3 separate regions of the Homo sapiens genome follow, and all the other regions are linked to region 1. Evidence: chromatin contacts called from ENCODE Hi-C or POLR2A ChIA-PET data. All regions are on one chromosome and are shown on one strand. The core of a region is the stretch at or near the end of the contact, and the rest is flanking DNA. Distances in the headings are between cores, read along the strand shown.

Region 1 (3,460 bases), core at 385-2,884:
CTTTCAAAATAATACTAGAGCATTGTCTAACAAGCCCACTGAAGGGGCAAGTAATCCTCTAAGTTAATGGAACTTTTGGAGGTCACTATTTACTAATGATTAGAAAATAGATTACAAGGTTAAATGTCATTATGTAGAATATTAAGTTTTGAATGATTTTTACCCAGTAAAGATGCAACTAGTTTCTGTCTTTTAGATAAAAATAATCCCAAAGGCCATAGTTTTCACTGCCTCATAGGACATTAGCTAGTTTTTTACTTAAACTTGCAATCTCATGTCAGCATTATTTTTCCCCCACTGACTATACCTTTACCAGCCTTTTCTATTGCCATTGCAATCAGTTTACCATACTCCTCCTTTTCTCATTAGTGACTTAAATAAATATTTGGTGATTAGTTACTATATATATATTTGAAGATTATGCTTTGATAGCTTTTAAGGTACTCCAGTGGCTTAGCAAGAGCTACAAAGTGAGAAGGTGTTCACTTTATTATCATCTGGTGCATTCCTGAACGGGACCTCGCTAACCTTTCTCAGGAGAGAGTCTGTGAGTGGACAATGTCCAGATACATGCAAGACCCATTTAGGAATACAGATCTCAAGAGAGAGTTATCTGTGCTCAGCTTAATTCCACTCACCTCCGTGTCCCAAGTGGGACACATGTGCTTTCAGATTTGTGGCAATCTTTATAGCTAGGAAAACAACTCCCAATTACTCAGTTCAATTCCCTCTCTTGCTGAAGAGTTGGGAAGCATATGATAAAAGCTATGTCCAGGCAAACTGCAGGTGTCATAGGGAGAGGAAGCCTATTTTAAAGTCAAAATCCCTATCTACTTCCTACCCACCTCAGCCACAACAATATGCTTATTCTTGTAATGCTGTTCTAAAGATTTCAGGTTTCTGGGTCTATTATCACTCATCCTTTTCCAAGTCCAGGTAATTGAATGCCTGAGGACACCAGGTGCTGTTTCTCAGTTGATAGAAGCTGCTAGATCTTCCATGACTGTTGATTTTTATCAGGGTAAAATTAAGTGGGGGAAAAATACTGGAGGGGACACTGTTGTCAGAAATCAGTCCCCCCACACCCCTCCCAATCAGAGCTTTAATCAGACAGGAACCTTTTACTATTTCCCACTTTTGAGTTTCCTTAAATGGAGTTCAATGCTTATCACCTGATGGGAGTTTCTTAGCACTAAGTATGTGCCAGGGGCTCCCCGAGGAACGATGATCGATGATCCTAAGAACAAAGTGGAAAGAAGGATGTAAAGAGATGATGTTCTTTACCTGAGATCGACGTGCAGAACAAAGTGGAGATAGAAGGTAGCTAACTCACTGCGGCGCAACGGATTTTGTTGGTAATTGGCGTTGCTTGGTTCTAAAAAGGCTAAGGAAACCAATAACAATAAACTGTGTACACAATTCCAAACACGTTAAAGACGATGGAGTCGGATTACAGGGGGAAAGGCACTTCAAGTAATGCTATTTTGGGTTGGAAAACAATGCTCCAGGTGAGGCTCGAACTCACAACCTCGGCATCACTCGCACACATACTGCCATATAAGTACCGCGCGCTAACCGATTGCGCCACTGGAGCACCCAGTTTCTACTTCCGGTCACTCCTTACACAGCCTACACAGGAACATCCGGCGTGTTTGCTCTGGTCGTCACAGCACCGGTTCCTCGGGCGCGCGCCCTTAGTCCTGGGGCCGCTTCTCCCCCGGACGCGTGCGAAGGCGGACTGGGTTCCGCTGCGGTCTCCACGGGAGCCACCGGTCCTGAAAGCGCGGAGCATGCTTTGTTTGCGGAAACGAAAGCGAATACTTCTTTCCAAGGAGACTTAGGAAAGGGCAGACGCTCCCACTGCCTCAGGTGTTCCCTGGAGGACCTTCAAGTGGCCGCCGTGTGGGCGGGCTAGCGTCCCGCTGCTGCGCTGGTTCCGGAGCCCTTCCCTTGCCTCTCCCAGGGTCCTTCTCCCAGCGTCGGAGGAAGGCCCGCAGTCTGCGAGTGGAGTGCGGGTGGTGGGAATCCCTGGGAGGATTACGAAATCCTTAAAGTGGGATTTACCAAACGCATTCCTTTCCGCTCACTTCCGTTCCCGCTTAACAAACGTGTTGGAAACGTGTTGCTACTGAAAGGAAGTGGCGCTGGGCTGCATTTTCTGTGGCTAGTCTGCGAGAAACAGCCCTGGAATAGGGCCTCTATTTCTTCCTTGGAGCATCCCTCCCCGGGACCTGGGAGTTGAAACTCTAGGCTAAAGCAACTGAAGCAGGCCCAGGACTGGGTCTCTGAAATTCATGGTGTCTCTACGCTGAGTTAAACTAAGTTTTTCAGAAAATGTCTAACTAGGCTAAAGACCTTGTGCTTCAGAGTGTTTTGAGAGGAGAGTTTGGGGAAAAGGGCTCTCTCTAGAAGGTAAATTTGTATGGGAGATGGGGAGTGTGTGTTTACACGGAGTATCGGGCGTCTTTCTTATGGGTGGACATTGTGGATAAGAATGAGATATTAAGGCAGAATTAGCTGGGCTTTTAATCCCAAACAGTGTTTTAAAAATAAAAACTATATATTTAAGGTGTACAACATGATGTTTTGATACATGTACACAGTGAAATGATTTCTACAGTCAAGCTAATTAACATAATACATCTCTTCACAGTTACTATTTTGTGTAAGTGGTGAGAGCGCATGAAATGTACTCTCCGCAAGTTTCCAATGCACAATGCAGTATTAACTATAGTTATGCTATGCATTACATCTCTAGACTTATTCATCCTATAGAACTGCAACTTTGTATCCTTTGACCAACATCTTAACCATTTCCATACGTCTCCACCCCTGGTAACCACTGTTCTACTCTGCTTCTATGTATTTGACTTTTTTAGAATCCACATAAGAGATCATGCAGTATTTTTCTTGCTGTGTCTGGCTTGTTTCACTTAGCATAATGACATCGAGGTTCATCCATGTTGCAAACAGCAGGATCTTCTTTATTAAGGATGAATAATATTCTATTGTGTGTATAAACTATATGTGCTTTATCCATTCATTGGTGGACAGCCACTTAGGTCGATTCCATATCTTAGTTATTGTGAATAATGTTTCAATGAAGATGGGCATGCAGTTATTGCTTCGAGATCCTGATTTCATTTCCTTTGCGGATGTGAACACCGAAAATTTGAGACACGTTTCAGTTAATTTAGAAAGTTTATTTTGCGAAGGTTGAGGACACACCCCTGTGACACAGCCTCAGGGAGTTCTGACTACCTGTGCCCAAGGTAATCGGGGCACAGCTTAGTTTTATACATTTTAGGGACACATGAGACATCAGTCAATATATGTAAGAAGTACATTGGTTCCATCCAGAAAGGCGGGGACAAAGCAGGGAGGGGGCTGCCAGGTCTTACTTTTGAGTTTCTGATAAACCTTTCCAAAGGAGGCAATCAGAGTATGCATCTATCTCAGT
Region 2 (3,460 bases), core at 306-2,805, 850 kb before region 1:
AGGCTAAGGCTGAAGAATCGCTTGAATCCGGGAGGCGGAGAATCGCTTGAACCCGTGAGGGGGAGATTGCAGTGAGCAGAGAACTCACCATTGCACTCCAGCCTGGGGTGACAAGACCAAAACTCTGTCAAAAAAAAAAAAAAAAAAAAAAAAAAAAGGAAAAAGAGGCCAGCCTAGCTCAGTGAGAAACTGATTAACTATTACAACATGAGTATGTAATGTTTTGCACATACAGTAATCATAGAGTAGTTCATAATGTACTTGCAGAGACTGATTTTTAGAATAAAATTAGATATTTGCTAAAGAGGTAAATAATCATACACATTTGAAATATAAAAGGTAAACATTACTGAGAAACGAAATCTGATAGCTGGAAGGCAGGGCAAGGCAGAGCCAGCCTAGGTCAGGAAGGTCACACAACATTTATTTGAAACTTTTTTTTGAGACGGACTCTTACTTTGTTGCCCAGGCTGGAGTGCATGGAGTGCAGGGGCTCGATCTTGGCTCACTGCAACCTCCGCCTTCTGCGTTCAAGCGATTTTCTTGCCTCAACCTCCTGAGTAGCTGGGATTATGGGCGCCCTCCACCACGCCAGGCCAATTTTCTTTATTTTTAGTAGAGAAGGGGTTTCGCCATCTTAGCCAGGCTGGTCTCGAACTCCTGACCTTGTGATCCACATGCATCGGCCTCCCTTCTGGCTGGGATTACAGGCGTGAGCCACCGCGTCCGGCCATTTGAAACTCTTTTTCTTGGAATAAAGTCATCCTCGGTCTTTTCCTCCTGCACTTTATTTGTAAATGTAAAAGACAGGGTTTCTGGGCACAGCTGATTTCCTAGTTCAACAGAAAAGAGGAACATGAGGGAGCTCAAGCGGCACCTTCACAATTCTAAGGAAATACAGGGTAAAAGCCACCTTTCTTTCTCAAACAGCTTCCTGAAGTGTTTCTAGGTGGAATGAGGAAAAAAAAATAGAAAGTTCTTGCCCCAAAAATGTGGTTGGCGAGGGAGAGAAAGGAACAGAAAGGACAGCTACAGAAAGAGTAAAATATAAGGAAAAGAATAGAGAACCAAATTTGAGAAAGGTGAGGAATCCCACCTTGGAGCTATCATCAGGCGTCGTCTTTTGCAGTCAGCCACTCCATAGGCTGATCACTTCGAGTTTGTACGGAAGCAGTTTCTACACGCTATTTCACAAATGCCCGAAACGACTGTGATTACCCCTCTAGAGATGGCGCCATTTGATTCCAGCAGCCACAAAGCACTAGAACAATCGATGCTAAGAGGTGACAGGAAAAACAGGCTGCAAAGACCCAGACAATGGAATGCAGCGGTGGTCAGCCTAAAACACTGTAGAAGGGCAAGATGAGCTGAGTAATTTTTAACTGGGCATCATTTTTAGAAACTGGAGTTTAAGTACCCCCTTTTCCATTTTTTCCTGAAGTCGTGGGCAGGGCGCAAGGTCTGTGAATCGGCCGACCGGATGCAGCTGGTGTGGAGAGTTCCCAATCAGGTCCGATTTATTACTATATAAAGTACTGCTGCGAGGCTTGCCGTGTTGCATTTTGTTTAGTACAAGACATGTCTGGGCGCGGCAAAGGCGGGAAGGGTCTGGGCAAAGGAGGCGCTAAGCGCCACCGCAAAGTTCTGCGCGACAACATTCAGGGCATCACCAAGCCCGCCATCCGACGCCTGGCACGGCGTGGAGGCGTTAAGCGCATCTCAGGCCTTATATACGAGGAGACACGCGGAGTTCTTAAAGTGTTTTTGGAGAATGTAATCCGCGATGCAGTTACCTACACGGAGCACGCCAAACGCAAGACAGTCACAGCCATGGACGTGGTTTACGCGCTCAAGCGCCAGGGCCGCACCCTGTATGGCTTTGGCGGCTGAGTGTTTTACTTACTTACACGGTTCCTCAAAGGCCCTTCTCAGGGCCACCCATGAAGTCTGTGAAAGAGCTGTAGACTAAAGATAGTTAATTTCTTAAGAACACTTAAACGTATGGCAGTTTTGGCAAATTAGCGATTCCACATAAGCAGTCGCTGAAGTTTGAGGTTCGGTGCCCCTTTCAGCATTACTTAGTGGTTAAAAGTGCCGGCTTCTCTGATACACGGCCAAATCTATAACGCCTCTCTGGTTTTTGCAAAAGTCATAATGAAACAGCCGGTCTCATTTATCTTGTATCGATTACTTTACCGCTACCAATGCGAGGGCTGTGTAACTATGACACTGTGGTCCGCAACGCCCAAAATGTTTTAATATCGCCCTTTACAGAAAAAGTCGGCCAACTTCTAAAACATTAAGTACGTTTAAATTTGAGAAATACTGGCATACCACAACGCTCGAATTTCATATCCCCTTCAATGCCTCCATTTACAAATTTACTCTAGTTTCACTTTTCCTTTACGTTCTTTAACTTTTTGTCAAATCAGTAATGACACCTCGTAATTAAAATAGTGCAAGGCAAGTTTAGATTTATCAAGCTTATATTTAAACAGGATTTTGATGCATGAAAAATCCTAGACTTTTGGGGGATTTTTTTTTGTTTCCGTTTTTGTTTTTCTTTAGCTAGCAAAACCATTTTACGTTTCTTGACCCAAAACAGAGGCGGAATGTCTCCCTTTCACTAGCAGATTAAACTGGGAGCCAATTCCGTGTGTGAGACGTGGCATGGCACAGTCTACTGTCCAATCAGAACGCGAGGGCAGCTATAAATACCGGGATGATCAGTTTTTTTCTCTCATTTGTGTTGAGTAGGTACGTCTACTTAGCCATGGCACGAACAAAGCAAACAGCTCGCAAGTCCACCGGCGGCAAAGCGCCGCGCAAGCAGCTGGCCACCAAGGCGGCTCGCAAGAGCGCTCCGGCCACCGGTGGCGTCAAGAAGCCCCACCGCTACCGCCCCGGCACCGTGGCCCTGCGCGAGATCCGCCGCTACCAGAAGTCGACCGAGCTGCTAATCCGGAAGCTACCTTTTCAGCGCTTGGTACGGGAGATCGCACAGGACTTTAAGACCGATCTGCGCTTCCAGAGCTCGGCGGTGATGGCGCTGCAGGAGGCTTGCGAGGCCTACCTGGTGGGGCTATTTGAGGATACCAACCTGTGCGCCATTCACGCCAAACGCGTCACTATTATGCCTAAAGACATCCAGCTTGCGCGCCGCATCCGAGGGGAGAGGGCATAAATATTCCTATCAGCCCAAGAAGTCTGTCCAACCCCAAAAGGCTCTTTTCAGAGCCCCTCAATTGTCACCAAAAGGAAGCTGTAGCTTTTGAGACGTGTCTTAGCTCCATGTTAAATACAAGCTGTGGACAAAACGTGGTAGTGGCCCAACACACTATAATGCAGGAGTCAGGTCACAGGCTGTTGGTATGCTAAATCAATTTCACATACAGAACCTGTTCCTACTGATAAGGATTATCACTCAAAAAAGACATGTCATGGGGTCAATTTTACAGAT
Region 3 (3,460 bases), core at 533-3,032, 850 kb after region 1:
TTTTTCTGAGATGGTTCTCGCTACGTTGCCTAGGCTGTAGCGCAGAAGCTATACACAGGCATGATGGCAGCACACTACAGTCTCCAATTCCTGGGCTCAAGTGGTCCTTCTGCTTCACCTCCTGAGTAGCTGGGACTACAGGGACGTGCCACCTCACTTGGCATGATACCTATTTCACAGAATCTGTTACTATAGAAAAACAGCTCTCCTACTCACTTTTTTCTTGTAAAATTGTATAACATTATTAGCAAAACTGGAGAATACAAATTTTAAAAAGGAAGGAAGAGAGAAAGAAGAAAAAAACAAAATTATAGTTTTGTCTCACTAATGAACATTCATTTTTGTTTTTTAGAAAAAAATGCCTATTATGAGAAAAAATGGAAACCAGGAGAAATTGCAGAGACCATGTTATTTAAATAAATAGCTGATTATATAGGGTTTATTCTAAGAATAGAAGGAAGTTTAGTATTCTAAATCTGCCAGTTTAAGAAATTAATAAAGGAAGGCCCAGAGCAGTGGCTCACGCCTGTATTCCTAGCACTTTAGGAGGCTGAGGCAGGTGGATCACTTAATGTCAGGAGTTCAAGGCCAGCCTGGCCAATGGCGGCCTATCTTCTTCTGATAATACAAAACTTAGCCAGATGTGGTGGCACGCACCTGTAGTCCCTGTTACTTGGGAAAGTGAGGCAGAAGAATCGCTTGAACCTGGGAGGTAGAGGTTGTAATGAGCTTAGATCAGGGCACTGCACTCCAGCCTGGGAGACAGAGTGAGATTCCATCTCAAAATAAAAACTAAAATAATAAAAAATAAAATAAAATAAAATAAAATAAATAAAATAAAAAAGAGATTAATAAAGAAAAAACATGATCATCTCCAAAGATACTGCGAAAGCATTTAACAAAATATAACACTCTTTAATCATAAACACTTAACAGACTACAATGAGAAGAGAACTTCATAAGGAGGAGCTACAGCGAGTATAACACTTAATGGTGCCGTTTTGGAAGGATTCCCATAGAGGCGGAAGGAAGACAAGTGTGGTGAGAAAGTACTCCTATTCAACACGGCATCACAGGGTTTGGCCAATACCATGAGATAGGAACAGGCAGTCAGAAGAGCAAGGATTCAATAGGAAAAGATGATTATCTTTGAAAATAACATAATTGTCAAGGTAAAAGTTCACAAGAATCTATAAACAATTAGATCAAATAAGAATTGGAATTAGTGGGCATAGGCCAGGCGTTGTGGCTCACGCCTGTAATCCCAGCACTTTGGGAGGCCGAGGCGGGCGGATCACGAGGTCAGGAGATCGAGACCATCCTGGCTAACACGGTGAAACCCCGTCTCTACTAAAAAATACAAAAAAACTTAGTCGGGCGTGGTGACTGTAGTCCCAGCTACTCGGGAAGCTGAGGCAGGAGAATGGCGTGAACCCGGGAGGCAGAGCTTGCAGTGAGCCGAGACTGCGCCACTGTACTCCAGCCTGGGGGACAGAGCGAGACTCCGTTTCAAAAAAAAAAAAAAAAAAATTAAAGTCATATGAAGATTAATATGTAACATCTTCTTCGACTTAAATGTTCATTTTTTTCCTTCTGACTTTAGAAGAAATTAAAATATTTTCATGAGCCTCCAAAAGAACTGCGGACCCTAGACACCGTGCCTGCTGTTTAATGGAGTACGGCACTGCGTGTACCGGAAGATGATTTTTTTAAAAAAAAACTCAATTAGGAAATAATTATTCGCACACATTCATATACATACATACATACACTGAATCCTCACACGAAGAGCCCTACAGGCGTGAGAACAGTAAGGGAGATGCAAGAAAGGTCTCCTTGGAGTTGGGAGGCGTATTTACAGCTACTAGAGAAGGGGGAAGTGCCAGCTCCCCGAGAAGAAAGCAGGAGGATGCTGAGAGACTAAAGCTGAAATTTTCTGCCTGCTTCCTCACTCTTTTCGTTGGTTTCAGCCGTCTGAAAAACCCTTGTGAGAGGAGCAAAAAGGTCAAGGGAAGATTGTTGCCTTGCTCTCAGTCTTCAAAATTTTCGATCCTCCGTTTTTTTTGTTTTGAGACGCAGTCTCGCTCTGTCGCCTAGGCTGGAGTGCAGCGGCGCGATCTCGGTCACTGCAACCTCCGCCTCCCTGGTTCTAGCGATTCTTCTGCCTCAGCCTCCTGAGTAGCTGGGACTACAGGCGCGTGCCACCACACCCGGCTAATTTTTTTGTACTTTTGATAGGGACGGGGTCTCACGGTGTTAGCCAGGATGGTCTCTATCTCCTGAACTCGTGATCCGCCCGCCTCGGCCTCCCAAAGTGCTGGGATTACAGGCGTGAGCCACCGCGCCCGGCCGGTCCTCTGTTTTTAAACTGTAAAGGACTCCAGCGGATTGTTCGAAGTCTCCGATATCCCGCGATCTGGTGGCCGCAGAAGAAAGAGGCCGAGTCGGCGGGGACTGGGAACCACCAGTTAGCGGCCTACGGGCAACCTCCCGGACGCGCGCGCCGGGCCGACGTTAAACGTACGTGACGCCCTATGCGGGAGCCGGATGGGCGTAACGGGGCGGCGGCGTAACGTGTGGCTCTGTGGTTAGGGCACGGAGGGGCGTGGCCGGACGGCCCTATGAGGGGGCCGGCGTTTTTGGCGAGGGTTGATGGGATGACCCTATGAGGGAGCCTGCGTGGAGGGGCACGACCGGCCCCAAGACTCCTTTTCATGGCCGCATAGCCGCACCGGGAGTAGGATGACCGCTGTTATTTTTCAGGACCTCTCATCTTCGGTTTGAAATTCTTTGCTTTTTTCCGGCTTTGTGTGGCTATTTAGTATTAGCATTTTAGGGCAGTTTCATTTCCTTTAAAGTAAAACTCTCCAAAGTGGTCTCCGGACCAGCAGCATCAGCATCACCTGCATAATTTAGAAGTACAAATTATCAGGTCCTACCTCAGATCTAATGCATCAGAAAAGTTTTGTGACTGCTTCAAAACATTGTTTCCCTTAATTCAGATGCTGGAGGAGACCTTTCAAATGGCAGCTTAGCATAAGCTAACCAGTTTTTAACTTCAGGTTCATTACCAAAGCCACATCAGTGCTTAGGCCTTATCCACTCAGACCTCCTTGATGCTGGAAAGTAAAGTGAAAATAGGTAGATAGATGTCTAGAAAGGGGAGGTCTTAGAAGAAAGGTTTGGATCAACAATGAAGGCAGAATTTACAATTCTCCGCAGATTTTATTAATTATAACTTTTTTTTTCAGACGTCCTGCCATCTTCTCATTCAGACTTTTCTTAGCAAAGGTAGTCCATGGCAAGTAATGAATTCCCAGTAACTAGGTCTGTAACAGAAGTAAATTCTGTTTTTATGTTTATAAACTCAAAAAGTAACATGAAGTGCAAACACCTTTAGTTCCTTCCCCTCGGTAACCTTCTTTTGATGAACCAGTGTGCAGCAAACCAGGATGAGTTG

The links. A loop is a pair of places that touch in the nucleus more often than their neighbours do. ChIA-PET counts read pairs that join two places held with the same protein, here RNA polymerase II (POLR2A). Pooled maps may share reads with other maps.
Region 2: a loop to region 1 is called in a pooled map, with 3 times the contacts of the local background. The contact joins the promoter of H4C13 here to the promoter of LARRPM in region 1. A Hi-C loop is called at or near these places in 1 of 50 pooled maps. POLR2A ChIA-PET finds 5 or more read pairs at or near these places in 2 of 52 experiments (MCF 10A and T-cell).
Region 3: a loop to region 1 is called in a pooled map, with 7 times the contacts of the local background. The contact joins the promoter of H2BC6-AS1 here to the promoter of LARRPM in region 1. A Hi-C loop is called at or near these places in 2 of 50 pooled maps. POLR2A ChIA-PET finds 5 or more read pairs at or near these places in 2 of 52 experiments (GM10248 and K562).

Annotation. Positions count from the first base shown.
Region 1 is chr6:27,018,480-27,021,939 of GRCh38, reverse strand. LARRPM (LINC00240 antisense RNA regulating promoter methylation) reads left to right here and starts at 1,634. Exons shown (of 1, transcript NR_026776.1): 1 at 1,634-2,574. The region is part of intron 2 of LINC00240 (long intergenic non-protein coding RNA 240); the gene reads right to left. It overlaps TRI-TAT2-2 (tRNA-Ile (anticodon TAT) 2-2), which reads right to left and starts at 1,594; the gene lies at 1,501-1,594. RefSeq lists an enhancer at 1,630-1,889.
Region 2 is chr6:27,871,629-27,875,088 of GRCh38, reverse strand. It overlaps H4C13 (H4 clustered histone 13), which reads left to right and starts at 1,555. Exons shown (of 1, transcript NM_003546.3): 1 at 1,555-1,941. The coding sequence starts at 1,579. The coding sequence ends at 1,890. H3C11 (H3 clustered histone 11) reads left to right here and starts at 2,743. Exons shown (of 1, transcript NM_003533.3): 1 at 2,743-3,244. The coding sequence starts at 2,774. The coding sequence ends at 3,184. RefSeq lists enhancers at 1,275-1,324, 1,405-1,574, 1,875-1,924, 1,356-1,993.
Region 3 is chr6:26,171,095-26,174,554 of GRCh38, reverse strand. It overlaps H2BC6-AS1 (H2BC6 antisense RNA 1), which reads left to right and starts at 1,782. Exons shown (of 3, transcript NR_186648.1): 1 at 1,782-2,520. It also overlaps a transcript of H2BC5 not described here. RefSeq lists an enhancer at 1,816-2,708.